2 separate regions of the Homo sapiens genome follow, and region 2 is linked to region 1. The links are chromatin loops, found by intact Hi-C in ENCODE. Cell type or tissue: heart left ventricle. All regions are shown on one strand. Links, peaks and the distances in the headings refer to the core of each region. The heading gives the core; the rest is flanking DNA.

Region 1 (9,588 bases), core at 2,930-7,929:
TTTAGAGCCTTCAACACTCTAAAGAAATTTGTATACCCACAAGAAGAAGGTAAGTACACAGCATTTCTATAACATTTAACTACAGAACCATTTCCTCCCTCTGCCTACATTTTAGTGTGTGTGCTTTTGTGTGCATGTAAAATCTCACAGGATATATCCCCAAAAGCATTCACACACACACACACACACACACATACACACACACGCACACAGACACAGGCAGATATGCAAATGACTAGAAAATACTCAAATATAATGCTGTCTATAAATGGTAGTAGTTATATCAATCATTATTATATAATAGGTTTAAGAGTGTTTTTCTTCTATAACTTTTATTGTTTGAAAATAATTTTTAAAAGATAAAAAATAGGCAGAACAGCCAGCATGTATCTGTCCAATCTCAGAATTTTTTTTTGAGACAGAATTTTGCTCTGTTGCCCATGCTGGAGTACAGTGGTGCAATCACAGTTCACCACAGCCTCAACCTCTTGGGCTTCAGTGATCCTCCCACCTCAGCCTCCCAAATAGCTGGGACTACAGGTGCACACCACCCCTGGCTAATTTTTATATTTTTTGTAGAGATGGGATCTCACTATGTTGCCCAGGCTGGTCTTGAGCTCCTGGGCTCAAATAAGCCTCCTGCCTCAGTCTCCCAAAGTGCTGGGATTACAGGCACGAGAAATCATGCCCACATGTCCAGCATCCAGAATTTTTTAATTTTAATTTTAATTCACTAATTTCTTTAAGAGACAGGGTCTTGCTCTGTTGACCAGGCTGGAGTGCAGTGGTACAATCATAGTTCATTGCAGCCTCAAACTTCTGAGCTCAAGAGATCCTCCCACCCACCTCAGCCTCCAGAGTAGCTGGGACTATAGGTATGAGACACTGCATCTAGCTATTTTTTTAAAAAAATTCATTAAGGGGTATTATTCATAATACAATCAGATCAATTAATGTTTTTCAGTATTCAAAAGATACTCACAGGTTTCTATAAAACATAAGCCCTCTCAGACATTTAAATTATATTTTAATTTTACAAAATAGAAATACACATGTTTAGTGCAGTAATTGCCGTATGGTAGATCCACATGAAGACTTTAATTCAACTCTTTGAAGTCACATTTACTGAATAAAATTGCCATCTGGTGGTATATCTGCTATTATGGGGCATTAGTAAACACCATTATGAGAGTTAATTGTTTAATTGAGATTAGTATCTATCTTGTGATTTCTTTTATTCCCAGCACTGAGTTTTAAATATACTGGGTTGAGACTATAGGCATTTTATCCATGCTGTTTTTTATTTTCTATTCTTCCATTATTTCTGATCCCCTGATGATATCCAAACAACTGTCTTTTCCCCAACACTTTTCTCGCTCTACCAAAATTTAAAATGTCACATTAGAGTTTGTCTGAAGGCTTTTATGTCGTCAATGTGCATATTCTCCTGTCCAAATCCATGTGCCATCAAATCTTCCATACACAAGGGGATCTCGCTCTTAAGTAATTGGTCTTTCCAAAGCTTCCAACCAATGTGGCTTCTTTCTTCTGGAATTTTCCTATGTAAGAAGATGCTTTTAATTATCAATTATACCATTCTGCTTTTATTCACAGAGAAGAGGCAAGAAATTTCAAAATCCATGCTTATTTGTTGTCCTACTATGTTGGAAAATGTTCATTATTTTAAATAATGACCCACCAAAGATTTTGGCTTTATTTTGATAATCAGAAATAAGATTCTTAATACTAACATCAGAAATTCTCCATCACTCCTACAGAGCACCCAAATTATTTGAATATTCCATCTGTTTACTCATTCTGAAATATAAGTGTATTAGTTTTTTTTTCACATTGCTGACAAAGACATACCCAAAACTGGGAATAAAAAGAGGTTTAATCGGACTTACAGTTCCACATGGCTGGGGAGGCCTCAGAATCATGGCAGGAGGCAAAAGGCACTTCTTACATGGTGGCAGCAAGAGAAAAATTAGGAAGAAGCAAAAGCGGAAACCCCTGATAAACCCATCAGATCTTGTGAGAGTTATTCATTATCATGAGAATAGCACAGGAAAGACCAGCCCCCATGATTCAATTACCCCCCCCCCCACTGGGTCCCTCCCATAACACATGAGAATTTTGGGAGATACAATTCAAGTTGAGATTTGGGTGGGGACACAGCCAAACCATATCATTCTGCCCCCTGGCCCCTCCAAATCTCATGTCCTTACATTTCAAAAGCAATCACGCCTTCCCAACAGTCCCCCAAAGTCTTAACTCATTTCAGCATTAACTAAAAGTTGACAGTCCAAAGTCTCATCTGAGACAAGGCAAGTCCCTTCCACCTATGAGCCTGTAAAATCAAAAGCAAGCTAGTTACTTCCTAGATACAATGGGGGTACAGGCATTTGATACATACAGCTGTTCCAAATGGGAGAAATTCGCCAAAACAAAGGGGTTACAGGGCTCATGCAAGTCTGAAATCCAGTGGGACAGTCAAATTTTAAAGCTCCAAAATGATCTCCTTTGACTCCAGGTCTCACATCCAGGTCATTCAGATGCAAGAGGTGGGTTCCCATGGTCTTGGGCAGCCGCCCCTGTGGCTTTGCAGGGTACAGCCTCTCTCCTGGCTGCTTTCACAGGCTGGCATTGAGTGTCTATGGCTTTTCCAGGCACACAGTACAAACTGCCAGTGGATCTACCATTCTGGGGTCTGGAGGATGATGGCCTTCTTCTCATAGCTCCACTAGGCAGTACCCCAGTAGGGACTCTGTTTGGGGGCTCTGACCCCACATTTCCCTTCCACACTGCCCTAGCAGATGTTCTCCATGAGGGCCCCCACCTCTGCAGCAAACTTTTGCCTGGGCATCCAGGCATTTCCATACATCTTCTGAAATCTAGGCGGAGGTTCCCAAACCTCAATTCTTGACTTCTGTGTACCTGCAAGCTCAACACCACATGGAAGCTGCCAAGGCTTGGGGCTTGCACCCTCTGAAGCCACATCCCAAGCTCTACATTAGCCCCTTTCAGCCATGGCTGGAGTGGCTGGGACGCAGGGCACCAAGTCCCTAGGCTGCACGCAGCATGGGAACCCTGGGCCTGGCCCATGAAACCACTTTTTCCTCCTGGGCCTCCAGGCCTGTGATGGGAGGGGATGCCATGAAGGTCTCTCACATGGCCTGGAGACATTTTCCCCATGGTCTTGAGAATTAACATTAGGCTCCTTGGTACTTATGCAAATTTCTGTAGCCAGCTTGAATGTCTCCTCAAAAAATGGGTTTTTCATTTCTACTGCATCATCAGGCTGCAAATTTTCTGAATTTTTATGCTCAATTTCCCTTTTAAAATGGATTGCTTTTAACAGCACCCAAGTTACCTTTTGAATGCTTTGCTGCTTATAAATTTCTTCTGCCAGATACCCTAAATCATCTCTCTCAATTTCAAAGTTCCACCAATCTCTAGGGCAGGGGGAAAATGCCGCTAGTCTCTTTGCTAAAACATAGCAAGAGTCATCTTTGCTCTAGTTCCCAAGTTCCTCATCTTCATCTGAGACCACCTCATCCTGGACCTTATTGTTCATATCACTATCAATATTTTTGTCAAAGCCATTCAATAAGTGTCTAGGAGGTTCCAAACTTTTCCACATTTTCCTGTCTTCTTCTGAGCCCTCCAAATTGTTCCAACCTCTGCCTGTTACCCAGTTCCAAAGTCACTTCCACATTTTTGGGTATCTTTTCAGCAATACCCCACTTCTAGTACCAATTTACTGTATTAGCTCATTTTCATTCTCCTGATAAAGACATCCCCAAAACTGGGAACAAAAACAGGTTTAATTGGACTTACAGTTCCACATGGCTGGGGAGGCCTCAGAATCATGGCAAGAGGCAAAAGGCACTTCTTACATGGTAGTAGCAAGAGAAAAATGAGGAAGAAGCAAAAGTGGAAACCCCTGATAAACCCATCAGATCTCATCAGACTTATTCACTATCATGAGAATAGCACAGGAAAGACCAGCCCCCATGATTCAATTACATCCCCCTGGTCTTTCCCACAACATGTGGAAATTCTGGGAGATACAATTCAAGTTGAGATTTGGGTCATGACACAGCCAAACCATATCAATAAGCCTTTTGCAAAAAGAAAGGTGCTTCAGAATGCACATATACACACAACCACAGAGAAACACAATTCGACATTTTCAAAGACACAATAAACAAGGAATTAATTGCATCTCATATTATAATTTTATTTGGGTAAATATCTCATTTTGCTTTAACAGTTTATCAGTCTCCTATAGAAAATGACTTGTGTTTGACACTTGAAAGGAAAGAAAACTAAAAATATTGTCAATCGGGCTACATCAGATAATTTCAAAAGTATAACTCACTGACTGTCTGAATAATGTCACAGTGAGGGGAAAAATATTTATGGTGGCTCACTCCTCACATCATAAATTTCATAGGAATGAGGAAATTCATTTCATACAGAGCAGAGAATACTGATGAAATTTTCTAAGGTAGGAGCTGTCAATTTTGGTGCCATTAGGGAATTTCAAAGGTAATAAAAACATGAAAAGCACAACTCCTGAAAGGGTGGATGGCCATATATTTCTCCCTCCCCATTGGAATCTAAAATCATACCAAAAGAATTAAATAGAAGAAACTAGTATTCTAAAAGCAGTGATCTAAGTGTCATTCAGGGTGGGAAAGGTTTCAGTCAGCCTTGTTGTTCCTTATCAGCCTGTTACTAGATCTACAAACTTCCTTTCTCTCTGTTAAGTACATAGAGTATGTAAGACTCTATGGTCAAAGTCATGGCTGAGAAAGAAGTCATAAAAAAGAGAAACATCGAGTCATGACAAGTTCACCACTGATAAAACCATGACCTGAAAATCACCTGATGAAGACTGCTTTGCTCATATTAAACTGTAAGTAAGTAAATATATTGGCAGCCCTCCCACAGTGTAGCTTATGGGAAAATGTGAGTTGAAAAAAGAAAGATACTATTAGCCTAGAGGGAAGGAAAATGTTGTCAGCATTAACCTCAACCCAATTATAACACACAGGTTATATCTACAACCAAGATAAAAATAAATGCAACAAAGGAACGCTTATTATCATTCTCTGTGGTCTTAGCATATGAGGGGCCAGGGTTTCCTGCTGGGCAGCAGGTTGTAGTAAACCATAGTCTAGTCTTTGGGTCATGTGCTCTGTACTAGGTGATTTAGCTCATGAAAAGAACCAATTTGCAAAAGCAAGGAAAGATTTGCTGTGATAAAGTTTCCTGTAGGTAGCTTTAAATAAGCAGCCATTTAAATGGGAGGAAAGGCAAACAAATAGGTAAATAATTCACACTAGTTAAGTCTGGCACATTTTGGGGGAAGGTAATAAAATACAATATTGATGCCTTTATAAAGAAATAATTCAGCTTTTACATGGTTTAGCAGAGTTGCTGAAGAAACATATGACAGTATTGCATTGACCTTCTTCAGTTACCTAAAAAAGCAGCTGTAATCACTACTGAAAGAGACATGCTCATAAATTCTCTCTGAATTATAATTCCCAGATAATCACATAATACATAATTTCTAGAACCCTAGATGCTTCCTCTTATTTTTCTCCTAGGAATAACTGTCTTCTGTTCCTTCTACAGGTGCTGATATTTTCTTATGGTTTCAAGGTAGACTGTGTTTTTATTTTTTTGCTTCCAAGTTTTAGAAGTTCTACTGAGAGCTTTGTGTCTAGTTAAATGTCTTCTCACAGAAATCCACAGGCTTTTTCTCCTCACTTAAAATTTGCCAGGAGAAAAACCACCTCTAGCTGAGGGATGTAAGCCAAAAACAAGAGCACTCCCTGGTGGACATATGTGGTGATACCACCTAAATAGAAACATGGACCACTTTTTCACCAGGCTGTCAAGAAGAGGTGATTAGAAGGAGGACCACATATGTTATCGTCCAAACCAGAAAGCTTTTGAGAGTGAATGAAGATTTTGAAAATAATGACACCAGGAAAACAAGTGTAAACCAAGACTGCAATGTAAAACCATTTTAGGTATGAAACTTAGAAATAGTGAATCTATCCCTGGGTAATCAAAGTAAAGCAAGAAAAAGAATTTGCTAACTTATTATGGAGGGAAAAGTGGAGAGCCACAGAGTTGGCAAATAATGCTATCATCCTCTCCTCTCTTCATTCTATCTGCACTCAGAGAAAGAAGCGTGTTACTGATTAGAAGGATCTGATCTCTAAGAGTTTCCAAAAGTAACTGGCTCAGCAACAATTTTCAAAATGTAAAAACTTAATTTCTACACAAATGTGTTAATGATCCAAATGGCACATTAAGATGTATCCTTAATTTTACTTTTTATTTAAAGCCTAGAATGTAAAGAGACATTCATGTTTTTAGCCAGTTTATATTGTAGCAATAGATTATTAATAGGTCTCTATTTTAAGACCTTGGTTGCAGAATATATTTCAGTTAACGCTGCCAATAGCAGAATGACTTAAATAGGTAGGTCTAAGACTGCAGATGTTTACAAAATAAATGAAATCATCAGGTTATGAGTATAGCACTGGCAGGACCTAATACTACCTTGGCTTAGAGAAAAATATTACATAATGAAACAAAATAAATGGAAATAATCTTTCATGAGTGCCAGTACTTTAGATTTATGGGGTCATCTATACAAATTGCAATTTCTAATAGATTGCCAAACATGTGTCTGAGGACTTTCATTTCCAGTTGTGTACATTTTATTATTGGAAGGGCTAAAAAATAAAGTCTTAAAGTGTAAAAATGGGGACATAAACCTTTGGAAATGGATCTTGTGTACAGATTCATTAAAATAACTGTATCTTTCATCTGAGTTTTTATTAATGTTTAATTATATAAGTTGCAAAACTTCATTCTTTTTTAGTTAAATGTCCTGAGACTGTCAATGGTAAATAGATATTTCAACTACTAGGTACATTGTTGGTGTGGGGGGAGGGGGCGGCGGTGGAGAATTTCAATAAACATAGAGAACTTTTCAAATCAAATAAAAGTATGGCTTCTGGTGCTACAATACCATTATTCTACCATTATTTTATAGAAATGTGTAAAATATACATATTTTACAGATGAGGTGACCTGAGCATACAGAAATTATGGTCCAAATTAGGACTGGAACCCTTTAAACCCTAGTAGGCTGCCTGAAACCAGTTCTAAATTTCCAATTGCCTTAGATCATCAGTTGTAATGCAGTGGGAGACTCACAGCTGTGTTCATACCAATTTCACCCTAATTATGTTTCCATGAAATTACACTGCATGGATTTTACTGCAATCAAGAGACGCCCACTGTCTCCTTAATGGAAACCTGGGGAAAGACCCTGGCTTAGTGGATCTCAATTGAGGTTGATTATGCACCCCCACTTACCAAGCGACACTTTCCAGTGTCTGGAGACATTTTTAGTTGATACAACCAGAAAGGTGAGGAGTGCTACTGGTATGTGGTGTGCAGAGGCCAGGGGTGTTACTAAACATCCTACAATGCGCAGGGTAGTGCTCCACCACAAAGAATTATACAGATTCAAATGTCAATAATGTTGAGGTTGAGAAATACTGTCCTAGACATTAGTACTGTGTTTCTAAGTGATTTCTTAGGATGGAATCTGACACTTGATAATTAAACCAACCAAATTGACGTTAATGCTTATGGACTGTAAAATCAGATACCTTTACAATTATTTTCTTGATTGTGGAAATGTACTGCATCTAGAACTTGATGTTCCCTATTCAGAGGGTTGCAGAGTCTTTAGAAGGTGTTTGTGGTACAAGAAGAGAGGCAATAAATTCTGAGAGGCTCTGCTAAGAAGAAATGGCCAGTTTCATTCTTCATACCCCAAGGTGACCTGCAATGAATCCATTCTTGTAGAATCCCTTCCCCTTGAGTGTGGATGCTTCTAACCAATAGACAATGGAAAAGTTGCTGGGATGCTATTCGCATTATTATATTACATAATATAAGACTTCGCCTTAAAACACTAGAATGAGAAATTATCCTGCTGGCCTTCAAGAAGTGAGCTATCATGTTGTGAACTGCCTATGGAATAAGCCACATTTCTTGAAACCGTGGGAATCATCTAGGACCTGAAGACAGTCTCCATCTGACAGCTAGTGAGAAACCAAGGACTTTGGTTCTACGACCTCAAGGAGATGACTTCTCCCAACGGCCTGAGGGAACTTGGAGGAAGATCTTTCTCCAGTCTGGCTACAGGTGACTGTAGCCCTGGCTGACACCAGCATTGCAGGCATGTGAGGTCTTGAGCAGAGGACCTAGCTAAGCTGTGCTCAAACATGAGCCACAGAAACTGTAAAATAATGTGTGTTGCTTTAAGCCACTAAAATTGCAGTAATTTGTTATACAGCAACAGTGAATGAACACCCCATGGAGGAGCAGTGATTATGGCACTAAAGGAAAAGTGTGGAGCCATGTAATACTCTTCTTTATTGGCTGGACTTCCTGAGAGAGAGAGAGAGAGAGAAGTCTGCAGGTGATGCTTGGGGCGAGGAACAGCATAAAATGGTATCTAGAGACCAACTGGCAGCAGTGCATCAAAGAGAACTATGTATAGAAAATTCCACACGGTGTCAACAAACAGAAGTCTGGAAAGCCTCTAGATTTCACCCTTACCCACTTTCTCTGCAAAGTGGACAGGTCAGCCCTAAGTGGGTGAAAATATGAGAGATGCTTTTCCATTAGAAATGGCATGCCTTGGCCTGACACATAATACCCCTGGTGCACGAGTTTCATCAGTTCGGGAAGGAAATGTCAAGAAGGTGGATTTCTCTGTTTCCAGCTCAAAGCCCCACACTCCCTTCCTTGTGCCATTAGGAACCGAGGGACTGAATATAGTCTAATAGCAGTAATGCCCAGCCCTCCATCTAGGGTTCCAAGAGCAAGATTCAAAGAGAGGTCAGATGAAATAAAAAGATTCTGTCATTGCTACCTACTGGGAAGACAAGCAGAACAGTCCCAATTCAAAGTACACAAAACAGAACACAAATGTGGGGTCTAAACAAAAATGCTTATAACTGGAAACAGTAAATTTGCGATGGAGGAGGCAGATGATGTAAATAACCAGTGGAAGATTTATTCAAGTACACAAAAGAACATTTGACTCAAACTCTGATGGAAATATAAAGAAACATAAGCCCTGTAAAATCATGAGAAAAATGAATTAATAAAAAAAACAGAATGAGAGGAAAAGGGTGCTGGCAGAGCTGAGGAAATAATTTGAGAAGAAAAATGCAACGCTGTGCCACTATGAAAGAACTGGAGGCAGGGATAGTGTTTGGAAATGGTATTAAAATAATACAAACTTGAGGTGTATTATCCAGTCTGGAGGCATTCATGATGAACAAGGTTGAGTGCAGATTTAGGAAAGAGAGAAGAGAATGCAGAAAAAGGTCTGTTTGGAGGAGGGAGAGAATAAAAATAGAGTTGTTTTGTGGAATTTGAGCAAGGAATTCCTAGAAGCAAAAGCAGTTACCATCAAGGGCTAAGGAAAGGTCATCAATGCATAGATAAAGTGGTAGAAAATCTGCTCTC
Region 2 (9,588 bases), core at 3,142-8,141, 620 kb before region 1:
GTTGTCAGAACAGTGGTGTTGAAGTCAGCAAGTTGGAGATTTAATCCTTCCCAACACAGGCTCATGAATTTATTGAGAAAAGCCATTTTGCCCCCTGGTGGGTGAACCTGGCATTGTGGAATTTAGAAAGGCTTTCTAGGCAGCCCATGAGAAGTTTCTTTGGAAAGTGGGATTTTAATTAGTTTATACATCTTTTGGAGGTGAGATTGTAAGCAGGGTGTGGGGGGAGGTCCAAGGCTTTAGCATTACATGTGTTTCCAAACACAGGTGCCTCAACCCATCACACAATCTATAGCACAACGGGGAGTCCCACTGCCTGGGTTTGAATCCTATATCCCCGCGTTAATAGCCATTTGACTTGGGCAAGTTATTCTATGACTCGGTTTGCTCGTCTGTAAAATGAAGCTAAAATCCTACTAATCTCATAGGGGTGTTGTGAGAATTAAACAAATTAATGTGTGAAAAGTGCTAAGACCAAAGCTTGGCTTGGAATCAAGCCCCTTTAGGAATTCAAAAATTTATGCTTCGTTTTAAATATGTCCCTCATCTTAACTACAATGCTCTAAAGGTGGATTAGAAATGGATCTCTTCTGCCAGAAATGAGCATGATATTCATACATTTTGCCACTGGCGAATGAATGCTTTGACACAAACAAGATCAATTTTGGACAAATAACAAAAATACACCCGGGCTAAGGGAGGCGGCATGTCTGTCTCCGAAATGGCGCTGAGAGTCAACACTTACTCGATGTATTTGAGGGAGATTTTCTGCGTTTGCTTGGTGGTAACGGTTGCAATGTACATTTGTAATGCGGCCAGCCGCAGGGCTATGTCATATTTCAGCTCCGGCCCAAATCGCTCCTGAACCACATCGTTACAACTCTGCGAAGAGACCAGCAGGGGGCACAGCTTGTCAAAGAATAGGCCGCAGCGCGTGGACTTACAGAACAGGTGACATACATTTCCCGAGTGATTCAACCTTCACTTCCCAGGCAAGGAGGCTAAATGTGGAAACATCTCCACCGTGCTGCTTGGAAACGAGTCAGTATTGAATTGCAAGCGCAAACACAGAGACCACACAAAACATTTAGCATTCATCGACGAGCTGCTATTTAAATATTTAGCTTTTTGTAAAAACAATTAGGAATTTAGGTATGAAATTTCCAAACACAGGTGCCGCAGTTGAATGCACACAGCATTGATAGCATAATGTGGCTTCTGGAGTTAGGCTGCCGGAATTGGAATCTTAGGCTTGAAACTTGTTTCTCCACTTCATTAGGGGCACAAACTTGGGCACCTTCTTAATTGTCTGTGCCTCAGTTTTCTCTTCTGTAAATTGGGGATAATACTGCTCCCTCTTCACTGGGTTGTGGTGACCATTAAATGAGTGAACCATGAAAAGTTCTTAGAATCCCAGCACTTTGGGAGGCCAAGGCGGGTGGATTACGTGAGCCCTGGAGTTCAAGACCAGCCTGGGCAACATGGCGAAATCCAGTCTCTACAAAAAACACAAAAATTAGCTGGGCATGGTGGTGTGTGCCTGTAGTCCCAGCTACTAGGGAGGCTGAAGCAGGAGGATCGCTTGAGTCCAAGAGTTTGCGGCTGCAGTGAGCCTTGATCACACCACTGCATTCCAGCCTTGGCAAAAGAGCAAGACCTTGTCAAAAAAAAAAAAAAAAAAAAAAAAAGAAGCCAAAACAAAACCCCAAAAGCTCTTAGAACCGTACTTGGCAGGGTGTAAGCCCTCTTACATGTTTACTACTGTCACTGCTAACATCATTCTCCTCCTCCTCCTTATCAGCCACAGCAGCTGCAGGGAGGCAGAATTAGCACGGTGAGTGAGCACAGTGGCTTGGGACTCATATCCACCTGTTCTGGCGTTCTGCCTTTCCCAGTGGCTACCTGTGTAAGTAATTTTAGACCATTCACTTTAACTCTTGCAGCCTCAGTTTACTCATCTGTGCAAACGGGATTCATACTATCTCACTGGAGTGGCTGGAGGATTAGATGAGGTGCACATCAAGTGCTTTATCACAGCACATTGGTACCTTGGATAAGGGGAGCTATTGAACTCCTCTGTTCACTTCAATGGCAACTGCCCTGCTTTTTCAAGTGCCTGACTTTCTGGGAGTCATTCCTCCTCTTTCAGCCTTAGTTTGTTCATCTGTAGAATAAGGTCACCTATCTCACAGGGTTTGTTGTGGGGATCAAATTGAAGAGTGGCTGAGAGTGTGTCATCAAGTGTAAAGTGCTGCATGGGAACAGAGGTTGGCTTTGGAGTAGTATCCTCACTTACTGCTTAGACACAAGGCAGTGAGCTAAGTGCTGCTGGGAAGCGCTGCATTGCTTAGGCATATTCTACACGTGCGTTCACTTACTTTTGTTATGGGAAACTGGATTCCTGGGCTAGAAAATATGGTATTTAGCTTCTTTCTTATTTCCTCCTTTTCTTTATTCTTTGGCTTGCCCCAAGAATATTTTGTTGGAGCTCAAAAAACAATATCCCAAAATGAAGGCCTCAGAAACAAAAGTATTTCTTTGACCTTCTCCTGCCCTCCTGTTTTTTAATTTCTGTTATCCCTGGAGGCTAGCCATAGAAACTAGAATCCCTCTTCCCCAAGGTGGGTCATAGAAACTAGAACCCCCTTTCCCCAAAGCCAGCCTTAAAACCTAAAAATATGACTCTAATTTTCCCTCTGCCCTGTGTAAAGACTGGCCATAAAGAAATTATCTGACCAACATGGTTTGATTGTAGGTCATAAGACTCCCATTCCAGAAAGGGTCCTGCCCCACACCCAGAAGGAAGGAACGCTGCTCAGAGAGGCCAAGAAGAATCTAGGCCTTGCTAGGTTTCTTCATTCAGTCCGTTAGCATTAGGTCAGGCCCTTTTAGTCCAATCCTATTTCTACATGGCTATCCATACTTTGTTGAACATTAGCATAAAAATGGACAATTTCCCTTGTATCTTTGGGATTTCATTCTGAAGGCTCCCATGGATATACGTTAAATATATTTGTATGCCTTTTCTCTAATTCATTTGTCTTTTTTGACTTGATTTTTTAGTGAAACTTCTGTGGGCCCTTGGCCTCAAATGAAAAACTATATCAAGATTTGCTTGCCTCCTTTCCAACAGAAGCACATTTATAACCGCTTCCTATATTGATTTTACTAAAATAGGAACATATACCCCTGGATGGCTTCTGCATACAATATTTACACTGTGCACACTCACCCATGCTGCACCGGTGCTGTGCCGTGCGTGCACGCTCTGTATCCACGTGCCATGGGTGCATGTCTCTCAGCCCATCACTTCACTGCTAAGAGTGAAGTCACATTCTCTCACCTGTTCATCCCTAATGTGATCTTCCACCTTTGCTTCTCCTTAAAATCTTAAACCTATTTGGATTGCACAGCACCCCTTGTCAGAAGTGGGTCTGTCCAGAGACAGGAGATAGGGTGGTCTGATTTAAGGCAGCCTCCGAGAGCAATTACAGGCTGCCATTTTGTTTTGCTAGTCTTGGGTTTACCAGTTATTTCCAAGTGCTCAGGGTTGTCCACATGAGCTCCAAGGGGTTGAGAGCCTAGATAGGGTCATTTTATACAGTCCCATAAAGGATGGGGTGAGAAAACCATTGGCACAGTGAGGAATCAATTTTTTGAGAAATCATTTTGATAAATCATTTTCTTCAGCAACTGCTATGCCATAATGGATTGAAAGAGGATTTGGGCATAGAATTTAGAGACAAAAGCCCCAGGTTTGATTCTAAGTTCTGTCAACTTCTAATAAAATGACCTCGAACATGGCATTTCATCTCTCTTCAGCCTCAGTTTCCTTATCGGAAAAATGGGTTAAGTCTCAAAAACAACTAACTTGAGAGTTAGCAATGAACTCGCAAGGTTGCCATGATACCTGTAAATATGTTTCATGAAATGGAAGATACTTGATAAAGATTAGCCATCACTATTACTTCTCCTAAGAGTCATAGCTGGGACCATATTTCCCATCACTGCTTTACCCTGTATTTAACTAGGCTTCTGGATGAATTTTTTGACAAGGTGATTAATTACATGATATAATTAGTTCAGACTGATCCTGGAGAATGAAATTTGGAACATATATATATATTCCAAATATATATATATTTGGTACTAATCATGCTTTTATTGCTCTCAACTGTATTACTTAAAATACAGTTATACAAGCAAATGGGTAGTATCTGTTTTGCTAAATAGAGGTCCCAAAAGGCTCCACTTGAGGCTTCCAGAATGTTCATTTATAACTAACATGTTAGATCTTAAAAAGGAAACCAATAGTACTATAGTATTTGAAAACATTTTGGAGCCTCTTAGGTCTTACTCATTTGCTAATTGACATAACAGTCTTTTTCTTAACAGATAGTGGACAGGTAAATGTCAGTATAGCCCGTTGTAATGATAAATTTGAACAATCTGGACTATTAGCATTTATTGTTAATATATATGCTAAAATCTGTAAAATATGTCATGGACCATTAAGAACTAGGAGATTAATAGATATTACTATTGCAACTTCTGTTTTCATGATTCATCTAGTCAATGGCTACTGTCCTCATTAGGAGCCCACTAAGTTAAATTGATTTTATCTTTGTAAAGTGATACATGTTGCTCCTGCTTACTCTTTTGTTCTCTAGGCTTGTTTTATTGCATCTTTTTAGTATCTTGAAATCAACATGGGCACCCAGACACCATTTGCAGATCTGTTGACTTATATTAGATGTTATTTTAGACTTATGGTAGCACGCATTCTGTGATACAAGGCATTTCAAAGAAGAGGGTCTGAGGCAAAGACATTCTGATTTCCTGTTTCAGCGGAGGATATATGACAGTTGCTTTATTTTGGTCTTTATTGCCTACCATACCTGTTTTTCTATTTTTCCCCCTCTGGCTATGCCTTGAAGAGGTGGCTAATTCACTGCCTATTTTATACCCAAGGCAAGAAAGCAGAAACATCCTCAGTCTTTTTCTGTTAGTCCCTGGGCAAGATTTCCAGACACATTTTCGTGTTCTGAGGACAGTCTCACATGTATAAAACATGTGTCTGTTGAATAAGAAAGATCTCCCTAAGCTATATTAGATTTGTGCAAACACACCTTAAACAGAACTGGGTTTAGCTGTACTCCTTGTCTACTTAAGAGGTCTCCTCTCCCCAAGACAAATGCAACCACATTGTTCTTTTATAAATGCAATGGACTCGTGATGTTTAAATGGAAGCAGAGTAAAATAGTTTTAAAGCACCATCTTGTGAATGGGGTGAGTATATAATTATAGAGAAAAACCACTGAATGCACTCACTGTCTACAGCGACTACTGACCAGCGCCTATAACTATTTATTTGCAACTAACAATGTAGCACATGATCTGAGCTGCAGTAGCAAAGCCCTGGGTTGGTTTTCAGCAGGGACATGGGGAAGATGCAGTAACAGATCAGCTGAGAATCAGGCTCTGTTTCATGCAGTCACGCCTGCTGGGGACAAGGAGATATTGTTGACAAGTGAGGGGTCCAGGTGATCAAAGCTTAACATTTAAAAAACCCAAAACGTGGCAGTTTCGTTGTTCGGGGTGGAAAATATTTTAAAGCACACTACACATTTCTTTACTTGGTCAACAGGGTTCATTGAACAGGACTTGACTTTTCCCAATGATGTAGGGTTATCTTCATGAACATTAATCATCCCACTGAGCTGTAAATACCACAGTCTTCCAAAGACCACTGAGGTGGGGAAAATTTGACTGGCCTCACCCTGAGTGCCCCCATCTGCTAGAACATTCTTGTATGTTCTGTGTCTTTCCTGTCTGACTTAACCTGTGATCTTCAGGGCTTATTGCCACTTTAATTTATGTCACCATTCTTAACCTCTGATACCTACCTTGTCTAGTCTCTCTTCCATCTTCCGCCTACTTTTTTTTCTACCCAGCTTTTGAAGATTACAAATGTTTTGAAATATACAGGAAAGTATTGGAAATGGTAAAGCAAACACCAGTGTTATTAACTACCTAGAGTTAACAAATGCTTCTTTTTATTATATTTTTCTTACATTTTTGCTTTATATCTTTTATATATGGCTCCAGCAATCTTTGCCTTATACAGATATTCTCAAAGACAGTGTGTCTTTTTTTTTTTTTTTTTTTTGCTTCATTTTTGTTTTTTCTCTCTTTCTGGCAGTGGGGAGGGGGAGGTTATGTTTAGATTTGCAACCTCTTCGAGTAGTTAGTTCTACTGCTAGATGTCTAAGCTGTCTAAGGATTAGGTCAGTTGGTTCTTACTGTTTAATGTGATTATATTGGAAATTTAAGTGAGAGTAATAGGAAGCAGTTATAGTAAAATATAGGAACACCTCATAAATATCAACTTGGATAAATTCCCTTTGGGACAAACTACACCAGATACTCATTCCTGGAAACTTTCATCTTTGGGGAATTATAGCTCAGAATCAGATATCAGTCTGGAAAAGACTGTTCTCTTCAAGTTTTACCACGTTGAAATTAACAATTCAGTAAAATGAATATCACAATTTTACAGAATAATTTAAGCATCAAATGAATGAACAAATAAGTAAATAAAGGAGAAGGGAAAACTCTCATCATACCAATTAATAAATGCAGAAGCAATAATGAAATTAGAAAAATCATAATTTTCAACCACAATTATAATAATGGATTCAGATAAGAATAATCAATTAGGGCTGGGCGCGGTGGCTCACGCCTATAATTCCAGCACTTTGGGAGACTGAGGTGGGCAGATCACCTGAGGGTGGGAGTTCGAGACCAACCTGACCAACATGGAGAAACCCCATATCTACTAAAAATACAAAATTAGCCTGGAGTAGTGGTGCATGCCTGTAATCCCAGCTACTCGGGAGGCTGAGGCAGTAGAATCTTTTGAACCTAGGAGGCAGAGGTTGCGGTGAGCCAAGGCAACAAGAGCGAAACTCCGTCTCAAAAAAAGAAAAAAATCATCATTCAGTACTAAAACTAGTGGGTGAGAGTTTGATGAAGAAGATAATAAGAGTTACAGGCCGGGCACGGTGGCTCACGCCTGTAATCCCAGCACTTTGGGAGGCCAAGGTGCGTGGATCATGAAGTCAGGAGTTTGAGACCAGCCTGGCCAACATGGCAAAACCCCGTCTCTACTAAAAATACAAAAATTAGCTGGGCGTGGTGGCAGGCACCTGTAATCCCAACTACTTGGGAGGCTGAGGCAGGAGAATCACTTGAACCCGGGAGGCAGAGGTTGCAGTGAGCCAAGGTCATGCCATTGCACTCCAGCCTGGGTGACAAGAGCAAGATTCCGTCTCAAAATAAATAAATAAATAAAAAAAAAAGAGTTACAAAGTGACTCTCCACAAATTACTTTTTAATTACAAAAGGAATAGTAGTAGCTTTTGGGTGAATTCGGAGAACATCACCTTAACCAAGAGTCGAAGTTCATTTTGCCATTAAAGGGATAAACTGACATCATGTGCCTCTTGATGTGTTACACTGAGGACACAAAGTCACTCGCGTTGTTCTTCCCAAAATGTATGACATCAATCTAATCATAAGAAAACATCAGAGAAACCCAAATTGAGAGATTTCTATAAAATAGCTGACTAGTACTCCTCAAAACTATCAAGGTCGTGAAAGGCAAAAAAGGGCTGAGGAATGTTCCAGATTTAAGGAGATTAAAGAGACATGACAACTAAGTGCAAAATGGGATCCTGCAGTGCATCTTGTTCTAGAAAAAATGTATATATAAAAGACATTTTGAGGATAATAGGCATAATATGGATATAAACTGTAGATGAGATAATGGAAATGTATCAATGTTTACTTTCCTGATTTTGTTACTTGTATAATAATTGTATAAGAAAATGTCTTTGTTATTAGAAAACACACACTGAAGTATTTAGGAGTAAACCAGAATTATTTTGGTAATTGACCTTCATATGGTTTAGAAAAAAATTATATACATTTGTATGTGTATTTGTGTGGGCAGAGAAAACGTGTATATACTAAAGAGCAAGTAAATGTGGTAAAATGTTAACAACTGGTGAATCTGGGTGAAGGGTATAGATGACTACTCTTGCAACTTTTTTGGAAGTATGATGTTATTTCAAAATCAAACGTAAAAATAAAAAGAGCATCATAGAATTATCGTACGATTCACTGAGCTTGAGGTGGGGGACAAAAAAGAAAGATTTCAAGTTAAAGAATTCAGGGCAAAGCCCCAGAGTTAGTTTATATCACAACATTGATATAAAACATGCCAAAATTTTAACATACCTGAACATAGAGATACTCGAAAGCAACTGGATCTCTCCTTAAAAGGTCAATTGGATCTTTTGGGACGAAGCTAATTCGGAAAAGACATCTCATCTTATGGGAGCTGGGCCTCTGTGTCACCTGGAAGAGTAGACCAATCACACAAGAACCCTTCAGTGCTGACTGAGAAATGGCTGAGGGACACTGAAGCAGTCGACTTTTTTTGGACACTAAGGAAAGAATCAGCGGATATTCTTTTAGTATTTATAGATACTCATTCCCTGAAAACTACACATAACCTTGCCACTTAGGTTGGGTTCCCCAGAAGCAGACCCTGAGATGAGGGGTTGTGTGCAAGGGACTTATTAAGAAAGTGCTCCCAGGGGAGGCTAGTAAGGGAGTGGGGGAAGCAGGTCAGGAAAGAAGAGGAAGCCAAGCAAGGGTGCCTCCTCAGGGAACCCCAGCAGAGAGTAGCTATAGCCTGATCCTGCAGGAGACCATGGAGTGGTAGCTATACCACAGAGCTGCTGAGACCTCAGCCAAAGGAGCACTGATGAGTCATTCATTTAGAGCTGTCCCAGGGGATGTGAGTTTCCAGGTTTGGACACGATGGGCTCCGGTAGTCTGAGGGCAGTCCTTGGAAGAAGATCTGCAGATGCTGGCTGTTAGTGATAGCACCCCAAATCTATGTTGGGGAGTACAAAAAGGGGATCCAAAGAGACAGCAGAGAGATTGTCCAGTATGGTTTATTATTGCATAACATTGCTGTGTTTTGTTTTGTTTTTCCAAATTAGACTCCAGACTGACTATTGCAATGAAAACATGATAGTGTCAACCTTAGATGACATCACATTGGAAAGTAGGAAGACAGAAGTTTTGGCCCATGTAGTACACCAGATTCTACAAGTATTCAAACTACTCCAAACTTCTGATATCATGATGATATTGTTCCACTTGCTCAATGGAGCTTAAAATATACCACAGGTTCTTCAGGGTTAAGGACCATGGCTCATTTCAGTTTGTTTTCATTTTATACAGCATAATATGTGTCACATACTAGAAGTTCGTTTCTTAATTCCTTTTGCAACAAAAGGAAATCAATTAATAAATAATAATAGGTGTTTAATAAACACTTGAATGAATGAAAGACATTGGACTCTAAGAAAGAAGGCAAGAGCTCATCGATTTCCCTTCAAGGAGTCAACAAAACAAAATGAAAACCATGCAGCATGAACCAACACAGTTGTGTGTAATACTCTTATGCAGGGGACAGATCTGGCAATACAAAAATGTGAGCTGCAATTAAAA

Evidence for each region. A loop is a pair of places that touch in the nucleus more often than their neighbours do. Peaks named below come from ENCODE experiments on the same cell type or tissue, not always from the same donor. Only the 100,000 strongest peaks of a DNase experiment are listed, where the experiment ranks them.
Region 2: it touches region 1 in a loop (6-fold over the local background); 38 of 110 quality-filtered maps call a loop at or near these places.

What each region holds. Positions count from the first base shown.
Region 1 is chrX:12,076,696-12,086,283 of GRCh38, reverse strand. It overlaps a transcript of FRMPD4 not described here. Among named protein-coding and RNA genes, the nearest start is that of FRMPD4, 57 kb to the left of the region's middle. In heart left ventricle, for the core only: a CTCF peak has its summit at 5,843 (motif pointing left); no DNase peak of the experiment used is centred there.
Region 2 is chrX:12,693,168-12,702,755 of GRCh38, reverse strand. It overlaps FRMPD4 (FERM and PDZ domain containing 4), which reads right to left. Exons shown (of 17, transcript NM_001368397.1): 9 at 8,302-8,421; 10 at 746-882. Among named protein-coding and RNA genes, the nearest start is that of PRPS2, 93 kb to the left of the region's middle. In heart left ventricle, for the core only: no CTCF peak of the experiment used is centred there; no DNase peak of the experiment used is centred there.